Linked DNA regions of Homo sapiens: region 1 is linked to region 2. A link is an interaction called in ENCODE POLR2A ChIA-PET data of the cell type or tissue named here. Cell type or tissue: GM12878. All regions are shown on one strand. Each heading gives the region's core, and the rest is flanking DNA. Links, peaks and the distances in the headings are about the cores only.

Region 1 (6,496 bases), core at 845-4,844, 310 kb after region 2:
TCTCTGTTGTTAGAGTCTCTGTTGCTCAATATTCTCATCACTGCTACTCATCCATCCCTGTGGTTCCAGTCCCATAGCTTCTGCTTGCTCTCTCCTCCCCTTCCCTGTCCTTCCCTTCCCTCCCTCCCCTTCTCTTCCCTTCTCTCCAGCTTCCCTCTCCTTCCCTTCCCTCCGCTTCTTTGTCCTTCCCTTCCCTCCTCTCTCCCTTCCCATCCCTGTTCTTCTCTTCCTTTCCCTTCCCTTCCCTCTCTTTCCCCTTCCCTTCCCTTCTCTCTCCCCTTCCTTCCCATTCCCTGACCTACCCTCTTATCTCTCCTTCCCTTTCCCTCCCCTTTCCTTCCCTTCCTTCCCCTCTCTTTCCCTTCCCTCTCCTCCCCTTTCCCTCCCACCCCTTCCCTTCCCTCCCCTCTCCTTCCTTTCCCTCCTCCCTCCTTCCTTTCCCTCCTCCCTCCTTCCTTTCCCTCCCCTCTCCTTCCCTTCCCATCTCTCCTGTCTCCCTTCCCTTCCCTGTTCTCTTCTTTTCCCTTCCCTTCTCTCCCCTCTCTTTCCCTTCCCTTCCCTTCTCTCTCCCTTCCTTCCCATTCCCTGACCTACCATCTTCTCTCTCCTTCCCTTTCCTCTCCTCTCCTCTCCTTCCTTTCCCTCCCCCTTCCTTCCTTTCCCTTCCCCCTCCTTCCTTTCCCTCCCCTTTCCTTCCCTTTCCCTCCCCCTCCCCACTCCTTCTCTTCTCTCCCCTCTCTTTCCCTTCCCTCTCCTCTCCTTTGCTCTCTCTCCCTGCTCCTTCCCTTGCCTCTCCTCTCCTTCCCTTGCCTCTCCTCTCCTTCCCTTGCCTCTCCTCTCCTTCCCTTTCCCTCCCACTCCTTCCCTTCCTTCCCCTCTTCTTCCCTTCCCTCCCCCTTCCTTCCTTTCCCTTCCCTTCCCTGTTCTTCCCTTCCCTCTTCTCTCCTTCCCTTTTCTCCTCTCTCCTTCCCTTCCCTCCTCTCTCCTTCCCTTCCCTCCTCTCTCCTTCCCTTTCCTTTCCATTCCTTGTCCTTTTCTTTGTTTTGCTCTGCCCTACCCTTTGGCCTCTCTGAGCCTCTCCCCACTGGACTAAAAGCTCCTCAAGAACAAGGAATGTTCTAATTTGAATAGTTTATTTTCATCTCCTGTATTTAGCGCAGTGCCTGGCTGGCACTCATAGGCATTCACATTTATTCAAAAGAACAGAAATCCAAACTTTGGCAGGAAAAGGTTATTTCTGACAAGTTCCACACTTATAAATGATGCATCTGGAGCAAATGGGTTACCTTCTCTTTGTCTCTGTTTCCTCATCTGTAAAACTGAAATAAAAATAGAACCATTTTCATAGTGCTGTTGTAAGCCTCAAGTAAGTCACTACGTGTGAAATGCTTAGCGCGGTGCCTGGCACATGGTAAACACTCAACCAGTGTCAGTTTCTGTTGCTATTATTATTGTTGTACTAAAAAGTTTCGAGGAGCCAAAACCCACTCCAACCATACAAGGATATAAAGGAATTCAGTGCAGGGATGCAGAGGGTCCTCAATGGGACAGGTGACAACTGCAGGGCCTGCCCATCTCTCTTCCCCTCTCTCTTACTCCCTCCACCTGCATGGTAACTTACTTGCACTTGCTTCCTTGCTTGCTTTTTTTTTACAGCCTCTCCTCTAACTGTAGCTTGCATGTGACCTTGGTTTGCTAAGGGACCAAATCTGGCCCCAATTCCAAAACAGCCTTCCAGTTCAAAAGCCTGGCAGCAATCAAATACAATCTCTCTCTGTCTCTTCGTGCATTTTCAGGAGATGCAATCTTATTTTCACAGGCCATCCAGAATGTCAGCTGCCTCTGAGACAAGTGTTCCCCTTTAGTCCACCCAGCTATGGCCCTGGGAAAGACTCAGCCTTCTGCTCCCTTGCTAGGGACAGGCCACTTGACTGATGAGCAGCCACAGGACCTTATTGTACATATAGTCCCTCAATCAAAGTGCACCTTTCCCTCTGGTCCTCACCCAGACGAATGAACACATCAGCTTTCATCTTTGGTTCTTCTGCTCTTCTTGGATTTTTACAATTGTCTTATTTTTCTTACAGCTCAATCTGGTTCTTAATCCTAAATTTTTTGGGCAATCCTTCTGGGTGGGAACTCATTTTGTGTACTTGTGAATATCAAGCTGCTGATCTTCACACAGCTATAGTTTGCTTTATTGTGATATTTGACACTGATATTTTCCATAACTGTGAAACACTCACATCTTGATCTCATTAGATCCATGTCGCTTTGTTCTATAGATAAATCCCTTCTTTTTTGGCCCTTGGTGCTATCTTCTCATCCTTTGCAATACCGTAAATATCAATGTTCTCCAGGAGTAGTACTCCTGTTCCTACTCTCCATAGTTTTAGCTCCCACTCCAAAGCTGAGACCCTTCTCTTGAGTCCAGACCTGTGTGTCCAGTTGCCTGGTGGAGTATTCTGCCCTATCACTCTGAAGGCACCTTAAGTTCAATATGTTCCAACCTGAACTCATTGTTCACCGCAGCTCCCAAGCTCCCTCCCCCTCTCTTCCCTGTGCTTGTTCATGTTAATCATATTCCCATACAATCACCCATGCCTAGGAACCATCTTGAAGTCCTTCTCATTTATCCCCAATATGGAATGACCAAGACAGTCCTATCCACTCTATGTCTTAACTCTCCTACATCTATTTCTTCCCTTCATTTTCACTTTTACTTCCCTAGTTCAGGCCTTTATGTTATTCAATCACATCAACCTCCTTATCGTACTGTAAATCCTCCCACTTTCGCATAGCCCTCCATAAACCCGTCCTCCATGCATGTGCCCCCAGAGGTGCTAGCCCCCACCTTTTTTTTTTTTTTTTTTGAGACAGAGTCTCACTCTATCACCAGGCTGGAGTGCAATGGTGTGATCCTGGCTCATTGCAACTTCCGCCTCCCAGGTTCACGCAATTCTCGGGCCTCAGCCTCCCGAGTAGCTGGGATTACAGATGCGTGCCATCATGCCCAGCTAATTTTTATTTTTATTTTTATTTTTATTAGAGACGGGGTTTTGCCATGCTGGCCAGAGTGGTCTCAAACTCCTGGCCTCACGTGATCTGCCTGCCTCGGCCTCCCAAAATGCTGGGATTACAGGCGTGAAACACCATGGCCAGCCACTACACACCTTTTTAAATGAAAGTCAGATCATATGACTCTGCCTAAAACAAAGTTCCCTCTCATCTTATAGCTGAAGCCCATACTCCAAGCATGGCCCACCCTGGAATAGCCTTGCTTGTTTTGTGGCAAGTTCCTATTCATTCTTTATTTTCTTTACAGCTTTGTTTTTGTGAAGCCTTCTCTGATCACACCAGGATAAACATTTATTTTGTGCCCATTTTTTTGTGAATTTGGGTTTTTAATTATTTAGCTATAGTTTTTTCTCACTTTATCGAGGCTTAATTGACAAATGAATTATTATGTACATTTAAACATGATGTTTTGATATCTGTGTACACTGTGAAATGTTTACCACGATTAAGTTAATTAACACTTCTGTCACCTCAGAGTTCTCTTTCATTTTTTGTAGTTTCATGGTGAGAACATTGAAGATCTACTCTCTTAGCAAATGTCATGTGTACAATACAGTGTTATTAAATATAATATAATGTCTCCATGCTGTACATTAGATCTCCAGAACACAGCCCTTAGTCATCCCATGAAACTGAAACTCCTTTGTGAATGGATTCTATCTCTTCCATAGCCTGCACTGATTTGTGTTGATTTATTTGTCTTTCTTACTGAACAATGAGCTGTTTGAGATCTGGGACCACGCTTTTTTTTTTATCTTTATATCCGTAGAGCCTAGAATAGTATCAGGCTCATCAGGGGCAGTAAAAAATTATTTATTGATTAATAATATTAAAAATTACTTTAATTATTGAATGCTGTTTGTTGAAAGGAACAGATGTTTGACTCCTTTACAGTATGTCCAGGGAGAACAAATATAAACAAATGAGAATAATTATTCCTTCTTTGTACTGTCTTCACTCTCCCTCTTCCTCTGCACATTCTGGCAGCTCACTCCCCACTTCAAGATAAACCCTGAAGCACTCCTAGGATTTAAGAGGATTGTTGGCATGAGGAGAACACAGAGACTTTGGATTCAGACACAACTGGGCCTTGGTCTTCTGAATTGTAAATGAAAATGATGATCCCTGCCTCAAAGAGCTGCTGTAAGAGGAGAGATGGTGTCAGGAAAGTGCCTGACCATCACCTAGCACACTTAGGGGCTCAATGTGCGTCCCTTCTCTCTTCCCTTCTTAGCCTTTGGTCCATTGAGGGGTAGATTAGCCATAGCCCTGTTGTCCTGTTGCCTGTCTTTTGGTCAACCCTTCTTGTCTTATGACTATTAAAACTTTGGACTCCTGGAAATAGAATAAAATATTTTAACTGCATTCGTCTGAAAAGCCATTGGGAATATTTTATGTTAAAAAGAGTGAGACAATAGCAAAGACATGGGATCAACCTAAATGCCCATCAATGATCGACTGGATAAAGAAAATGTGGTACATATACACCACGGAATATTATGCAGCCACAAAAAAGAGTGAGATCATGTTCTTTGCAGAGACATGGATGGAGCTGGAAGTCATTATCCTTAGCAAACTGATGTAGGAACAGAAAACCAAATACTGTATGTTCTCACTTATAAGTGGGAGCTAAATGATGAGAGCACATGGACCCATAGAGGGGAACAACAACACACACTGGGGCCTACTGGAGGGTGGAGGGTGGAGGAGGGAGAGGATTAGGAAAAATAATGAATGGGTACTAGGCTCAATACCTGAGTGATGAGATAATCTGTACAAAAAAAAAAAAAAAAAAAACCCCATGACACAAATTGCCTATGTAACAAACCTGCACATATACCCCTGAACTTAAAATAAAAGTTAAAAAAAAATTTAAAAGAAGATCATAAAGGAAAAAAATAAATTAAAAAAGTGAGAGATACTGACAGAATAATGAGACATCGAGAACCATGGAGTGCTACATTTTTGAAAGGGAGAGGAGAGAAGAGATGGGAAAGAAGTAAGATCAATTACATGTGAAGTGTTCTAATATGGAGAAGAGAAAGGGGAAGTACGGATTTCTTTTTCCTGATGAATCTCATTACCATGCAGCATGTAAATTTGAAACTCTGTCTCCTGGGTGACCAGGCACCATATTACTTTTGGTTTCGAAGGCTTTAGTTGTACTCCCCTTAATGGCAAAACACTCATAGGAGACGTGATTAATTCGTTCCCTGGTTATCCACTCTCCTCCTTCCTTAGTCTTCACCGAAACCAACATATCTAACATTTCTTCTAAAGCTTTTCCTTATAGAGAACATTTGAATGTAAACATTTAAAAATAGCATTCACTAGATCTGTTTGTGAAATGTGTGATAAGTTCTGTCTACACTGTTCTTTTGTATTCAGACCAGTTTTCATGAACGTTCACTTGACTGAACATGAGTTTATTACACACATTTAAAAGTTAGTTGTTTTTCTGTCTCCTTTTTCATATCCTCTTTCCATGCTGATCATGTCTAGAGCCTTTTAGATATTTACAGCAAATGCTTTATTTAATACTTCTGTCACTCACACAATCTTGATCTACAGGATAATGATTTCCTAAAACATTTTTGTTTTTAAAATAATTTCCCACTACCCTCTTTTTACCCATAACTTAAACTGTTGTTGCTTCCTCCCCCAAATCTTGACTACTAAAGTCTTTCAGAAACAGATATTGTCTCTTAGTCACATGTAAACACCTTCTTACCTTCTTTTCTACAATTCATTCATTCAACAAATACTTATTGAGCGCCTTCTATGTGCCTGGAATTGTTCCAGTGCTGGAGATACAGCAGTAAACAAAAACCTTTGCCTTCATAGAACTTACATCCTAGTGAGAAGACAGACAACAAAGAAATACACACACTCACACACACTCACACAATCAGACACTACCCAGAACAAATCCTATCTCTACTTTGAACAACGCCTTGTTCCCATCCTTTTGGAATAAATTGGGTGGAATAGGACACCCAATTTGAATACATTTCTTTCAACATTGAACTCCTGGAGACTTTCACATCTTTATCACTCATGTGGAATTTATTGAATGCTGCCTGGTATTGTGATTATTTTCCACATAACAAAATCTTCTTGCTTAAATTGAAACCCCAAGAGGGCTGGGTTCATGACCTGTATTTCTCCCACCAGCCTTGTCCTAAAATTATGTATTTCAATAGTTGATGGTATCAAAAAGGAGCAAGGGATTAAACTTTGAAAATGTCAATAAGCGATTTAGAGCCAGCCAAATATTCTATATGTTTACCTGCTCTCCTTTTCATCCACCTATGAATGTAGAAAAATAACCTTAGAGCTTTGGATCCCACAGTAAATCCCTGTTTCCTGAGGTAGTTTTGCTAAAGTTTCTGCAGGAGAGGTAAAAGTTCTGCTGTCT
Region 2 (6,496 bases), core at 1,531-5,530:
TCCCTGGAAGGCTGCAGAAGTGCCACCATGCTTTGGCTTCTCACTGTCTCACTTACTGTTGGATTCCCTCTTTTGAAACTTTGAGGTTGATTTGCATTTCTGCTGACAGGGTTATTCAGGTCAGCTCTGCACTGAAAATAAGTAAGCGTCCTGAATAAAATATGTTCTTAAACATCTTCTTGAAGGCATGAAAGAGTTGGAAGAGGGAGGAGAGAAGTCGGCCTGTCAAGATCTTAGTGAAAACTGGAAGCAGGAAGAATAAGTTAGTCATGGAAGCCACTTTGGCTCTAAGGGCTTTGATGGCCTCATGGGTTGACAGGAACAGAAGACAAAGACTAGGGCCCACCCAAGGTGTGAAGTCTAATAGGAAACCTTTTCTCCATAAGGCTACAATGGGTCTACCAAAAATAAAACCATGCCACCCCAGGGACTGCAGCCCAATTTTATATCACCATGAGGTCCAAAAAATTCCAAGCTGTGAATTTAGTTTCAAATGGTCTTGGTCTCCAGTATCCCTAGCCATGTGGCAAAAACAAACAATTCTCTCTGGAAGGATACATCTTTATCTTAAGACTTGAAGAATGTTCCCTGAATGACTATCCAAGGAAGTGAGCAGCTCAGAGCCAAAATGAACCAAACATAAATGGCAACAAGGCACCATGAAGAAGAACCAGCAGAAACAATACACAATAGAAAAAGACCCACAAAGGACTGAGATACTGACATTATCCCTATTCTTACAATGTTTATGCAATCTTAAATTTAACTTATGGTACACTTCTGAATACTACAATTTTTAGAGGCATGTCTGAAGCCATTAAAAGAACAAGTCAGTAATAACACTGCAGCACACTCTTCTAACATAATATCTCAGATTACTTAGAAATGCATTCATAGTCTTCACGCAGTTCACTTGGCGGCCCTTCAACATCTGACACTGTTTGAAAGAAGTTGTTTACTTTCTGAACCTTTTCTGTCGTGTTCACAAGACACAGTTCTTGCATGCTGCTGTAAACATAACCTCTTTCTTTGGCACTGGCTTGCAGTTACCCCATACCTCTTATCACCAATTTGCAGCAAGTTTTTCCCCACTCTCTAACACACTGCACAACCCGCTCAGCAAAATGCTCTAAAATGCTCTATGCTTGATTATAACAAAAGTCAACTTTCTATGTTTATGAAAATTGAATATGGGAGGCCTCATGGTATACCACCTGAGAACTAATGGCCTACGGTTTAGAATCCCAGCCCCACTCATTCATTCAACAATATGTACTGAGCACCTACTATCTAAACACACTGTTCTAGATGCAGGGATACACCTAGTAAATAGGAAAAAGTCTCAGTTGCTATGAAACTTATTGTTCTAGTTGAGGGAGATAAGCAATAAAAATGTACACAACTCAGTTTCAAACAGTGTTAAGTGTCACAGAGAAAATAACAGTATGATAGTGGAGGGGCTCCCTTAGCTTAGGAGGTCAGAGAGGCCATCTGAGAAGGCAACCCCTTAGCTAAGAGACTAAAATAACTAATAGGAGCCAACCATCCAAAGATCTGAGGGCAGGCTGGGCATGGTGGTTCATGCCTCTAATCCCAGCACCTAGGGAGGCTGAGGCAGGAGGATTACTTGAGGCCAAGAGTTGAAGACCAGCCTGGGCAACACAGCGAGACCCCCCATCTCTTACAAAAATTATAAAAATTATCCAGGCATGGTGGTGCACACCTGTAGTCCCAGCTACATAGGAGGCTGAGGCAGGAGGATTGCTTGAGCCCAGGACTTCAAGGCTGCAGTGAGCTATGACCATGCCACTGCACTCCAGCCCAGGTAACAGAGCGAGACCTTGTCTCAAATAAAAAAATAAATAAATAAAAGAGGGAAAAACATTCCCGACGAAGAGAAAAATAAAGACTGAAGAACTGTGGCTGCTCTGAGCTTGCCTTTAGGAACAGAAAAAGCGCAGGGCAGCTGGAACATAGGAATCATGAAGAGGGTGTTATGGGATGAGGGCAAGGAGGAAAGTGGGGCCCAGGCCAGTAAGATCCTGCAGGTCAGAAAAGGTTTGGATTTTATTCTAAATGCAATGTAAAGCCTTTGGAAGGTTTAACTGAGGACATGACATGAAATCATCTACAGTTTAGCAAGATTCCTCTGCCACTGCTGCAGACAAGGTGGACTGAAACAGGGCAAAACTGAATGCCGGGAGACCAAACAGGAGGCTACCACAGTGTTCCTGAGAAAGAAGATTCAAATAGAAAGCATGTGGATTCGGGACTCAAAAATTGGATGTGGAGAAGGAGTGGGGAGAAAAAAGCATAATCAAGGTTGCTCCCTACGTTTAAGCTTGAGCACCTGGGTCTATGGTGGTCCATTTTCTGAGACGGGAAGAGGCCAGTTTAAGTTATGACAGGGGACGGGGCAGAGTGCAGGGAGGAAATCAAGAGGCCTGCTTGGGACATCTGAGATGTCTATTAGTTATTCATGTGAAGATACCTGGTAAGAAACTGCATATAGAGCCCAAGAGGAAAGTTAGAGCTGAAGTTAAAAATTTCTCAATCATGACTGTAAAATGGTATAAAAAGCCATGAGACTAAATGAAATCATGTAGGTAAAGTAAATGTAATTGTAGAAGATGATCCTGGACACAGGCCTGGGGCATTCCAACATTTCCAGACTGAGCAAAAGAGGAGCCTGCACCTAAGGAGTGGCTAGTGAAGCAGAAGGAAAACAAGAGACAAAAAAAAAGGAGCCCCCTGCATTTGAAAATGTTAGCACTGCCAGTGATGCTGACTTGAGCAGTTTCCTAGGTGTGCTGGAGGTGAAAGCTAGATTGGGGTAAGTTAAGGAGATCATCGCAGGTAAGTTGACGGTTGCCAGGTACGGTGTCTCTATAGAAATAGGAGACCTCAGCTTTAGACAAGGCTTTTCACTCCTGCTATGAAAAGGAACAGGGCAGGTGTGGTAGCTCACATGTATAATCCCAGCACTTAGGGAGTCTGAAGCAGGACTGCTTGAGACCAGGAGTTTGAGGCAGCAGTGAGCCATGATTGCACCATGCACTCCAGCCCAGGCCAAAAAGCAAGACCTCATCTGAAAAAAAAAAAAAAAAAAAAGGAACAGAAAACACGAGAAGACACTAAAATGAGAGACTAAGGGTGAAGGAGAGCTTCTGCTGTTACTGTAGTTTATTTTGCTTTCAAGATGGGCGGCCCCGGAATGGTGAGCCATGTCAGTGGAAGACACTGCAATGGTGGGAATCGTCTATATCTGCACTGTTCAATCCAGTAACCACTAACCACATGTGGCTAGTGAGCACTTGATATGAGAAACTGAATTTTAAGTTTTATTAGCTGAAATTTAAATTGCCATATATAGCTAGCAGCTACAAAACCAGGCAGGGCAGCCCCTCCAGCATGTCTGTAGACTGACGGACCCAGCTGTCCAAAATTTAGATGGGATGGTGGGAAGAGTGGAAGCTGACGGCTTCTATTTGTTCAATGCTTTCTAAATGAGGTTATATGCTGAGGGAAGGACGGGGTGGGGGAAGTGGGGGACAGGACACTAGGTGAAGTTCAAGGAGAAGTGAAAAGGAAGAAATGACTTCAGAGAGTGGAGAACATATTAAAGGAGGCAGTAACACTTCCGGGTCGAGTGTCATTTGAGATTTGTGGCAAATTTTAAAGTAACCCTGGTCAGAACTGCTGGCTTTTCTCTGGCAAACATCAACCACTTGGCCCTTCAAAGGTGGCCTCAAACTACTCTTTCAACCATCTCCTGACACTCCCTTTATGTTCCTCTGTGGTTTTCAATTTTCTTGGCTGCAGGATCTTTTTTACCCCCTTTACGTATTATATTCAGTACCCCAGTTAAAAAAAAAAAAAAAAAAAAAAAAAAAAAAAAAAAAGGACAGAGAGATGACAATGAGGACAAAAACAAGGCTGTTCTGGAGGAAACTGAGGTAGGCCTAAATTCCCCCACCAGCTTGGCCCCCTCCCACCAGCCCCTGAGGCACATCTAAGGAATCTCAGGGCTTGAAACCAAAGATTTACCCTGATGGGTGTTTCTCAGACTTAAATATGCTGACGATCAACATGTCTTGTTAAAATGTACATTCTGCTCCAGCAGGTCTGCAGAGGCCCAAGCTCTGCATTTCTAACATGTTACTGGGTTCTGCCACTGTGGCCACACCCAAAGCCAACTACTCACATTCTCCGCTCTGCTTGGTTTTGCCCGCTGTCGGACCCTCAGCTGCATATGCCTTTCCCCATTGTATTAGTCTGTTCTCACGCTGCTGTGAAGAAATACCCAAGACTGGGTAATTTATAAAGGAAAGAGGTTTAACTGACTCAGTTCTGCAGGGCTGGGGAGACCTCAAGAAACTTACGATCATGGCAGAAGGGGAAGCAAACACATCCTTCTTCACATGGCAGCAGCAAGCAGAAGAATGAACACCCAGCAAAAGGAGAAGCTCCTTATTTAAAATCATTAGGTCTCGTGAGAACTAACTATCACGAGAATACGATGGGGAAAACTGCCCCCATGATTCAATTATCTCCAGCTGATCCACCCACAACACCTGGGGATTATGGGTACAATTCAAGATTAGATTTGAGTGGGGACACAGCCAAACCATATCACCCATCTTCTGCAGCTGGGAGATTCTATCTAATCCTCAAGGTCCTCCTCATTGTTACCTCCTCTCAAGGATTCTCCAAGTCCCCCAGGCAGAAGTAATCATGATCCAGTCCTGGTTAGCACCTTGGCAGATCTCCTACCACTATATCCCCCTCTTGCTGTGCTCCAGCCATGCCAGCTTTCCTGCAGTTGCCATAACAAGCCAAGCAAACACCAGCCTCACGGCCTTTGCACCAGCTGACCCCTCCGCCTGAAATGCTCTTCTCCCAAACTGCCTCATGTCTAAGCCCTTCACCGACGTCATGCCTTTGCTCAATGTTCTGCACGGTCTATTTAATACCTTCCACCCCTAGCATTCTGGACACTGTAGTTATTTACACATATATTTATTTTACGTCTGTGTCCCCTGTAGTTATGCACAATTTGAGAGCAAGGTCCACAATATATTCATTTTGCATCTGAAGCATCTTGCAGTGTCTCCATATTTAAAGACAAGGTGAAATATCAAGTCAATAGCTGACATAACTTGCAACTAATGGATGTGAATTAGATTTCTGACACTTCAAAGAACCTAATCGCTAGTGGAAGTGTGAAAAATACAAGAAAGAACATAACAAAATAGATACAGAAAGCAAAGCAAGGGCACAAGGGTAATTCTAAAATGATAATTCATAACTCAAAAATACACAAGGATGCCAAGAACAACGATGATGTTCTACTACAAAACAGGATAAAGTAACCATTGATTTAGCATACAATCTGATAATTTGCTACCTCTTAGCATTTAAGATATTAAAAAAAAAAATAGGATAGGCATGGTGGCTCAAGGCTCTATTTCCAGCACTTTGGGAGGCTGAGGTGAGAGGATTGCTTGAGGTCAGAAGTTTGAGACCAGCCTGGCCAATACAGCAAGACCCTGTCTCTATTTTAAAGGATAGTAATAATGACAGCTAGCACATTAAGAACTTACCATGTGCCAGCAACTATTTAGGCATCTTACAAGTATGAATTGATTTAATCCATATAACAAACTTCCAAAGTAGGTACCATTATTACCTCCTTTTATAATCAAGGAACTGAGAGGCAAAATAACTTGTTCAAGGTCACATAGCCAACCGAACAAGGACTCCAGAGCTCTTAATCACTGTGCCCAGGTAGCTGAAAAACTATAAAGATTTAGAATTGTGAGGCTTAGCTTTAGGTAAGTTACTGTTTTAAAACTCCCTACAACATTTTTCTTAAATAAATTATGTACTGGTTCTCTCCCTACATGCTCTGAACATTAACAATGATTTTCTTTCTATGAAGGGAAAAACTGGTTTTCAAGTAGTTTTCTCCCATGTTAACAGCTAATACTCTGTCCATCCAAGAAGAACAGCTCTTAAGACTAAGAAAATAAAAGAACTCAAAGAAATGAATGATTCCTGAGCTTGGCCCAGGCAGCACAGCTCAGTGGTTAACGGTACCGTTGTGAATCCCAAGTACTAGGCACTGTGACCCAGGCGGGTAATCAATTCAGCCTATGCGTGTTCCCCCCCAAGAATTCTTCCTGGCTGCTGCGTGCTCTCCCCACTTTCTCACCCCACACTATCCCCATCTTATTCTTGCAAGGGTTCTTGATGGGGTTCCATGAACTCCCAAGTGGTCCATGGATAGAATTAAAAGGATCCTTGAACTTGCTAGGACATATCCTCTGTATTTTCATTTATTCCTTTAAAAGCCTCATTCTGAGGAGTCTATGGCCTTCACTGGACTGCCATAGGAGTTCCTAGTACAAAAAAGAAAAGAAATGAGGATAAAGGCAGACACAGGGAAATAAGCTAGGGGGGTTTAATATCAGTCTAGGAAAGAGGGAAACAAATC

The links. Peaks named below come from ENCODE experiments on the same cell type or tissue, not always from the same donor. Only the 100,000 strongest peaks of a DNase experiment are listed, where the experiment ranks them.
Region 1: POLR2A ChIA-PET joins it to region 2 with 6 read pairs; 1 of 35 experiments calls an interaction of 5 or more read pairs at or near these places.

The regions. Positions count from the first base shown.
Region 1 is chr10:23,010,035-23,016,530 of GRCh38, forward strand. The region is part of intron 16 of ARMC3 (armadillo repeat containing 3); the gene reads left to right. The region is part of intron 2 of LOC107984215 (a long non-coding RNA gene); the gene reads right to left. Among named protein-coding and RNA genes, the nearest start is that of MSRB2, 82 kb to the right of the region's middle. In GM12878, for the core only: no CTCF peak of the experiment used is centred there; no DNase peak of the experiment used is centred there; H3K27ac peaks cover 200 bases.
Region 2 is chr10:22,701,561-22,708,056 of GRCh38, forward strand. The region is part of intron 1 of PIP4K2A (phosphatidylinositol-5-phosphate 4-kinase type 2 alpha); the gene reads right to left. Among named protein-coding and RNA genes, the nearest start is that of PIP4K2A, 9.8 kb to the right of the region's middle. RefSeq lists an enhancer at 2,816-2,875. In GM12878, for the core only: no CTCF peak of the experiment used is centred there; no DNase peak of the experiment used is centred there; H3K4me3 peaks cover 1,667 bases; H3K27ac peaks cover 2,580 bases.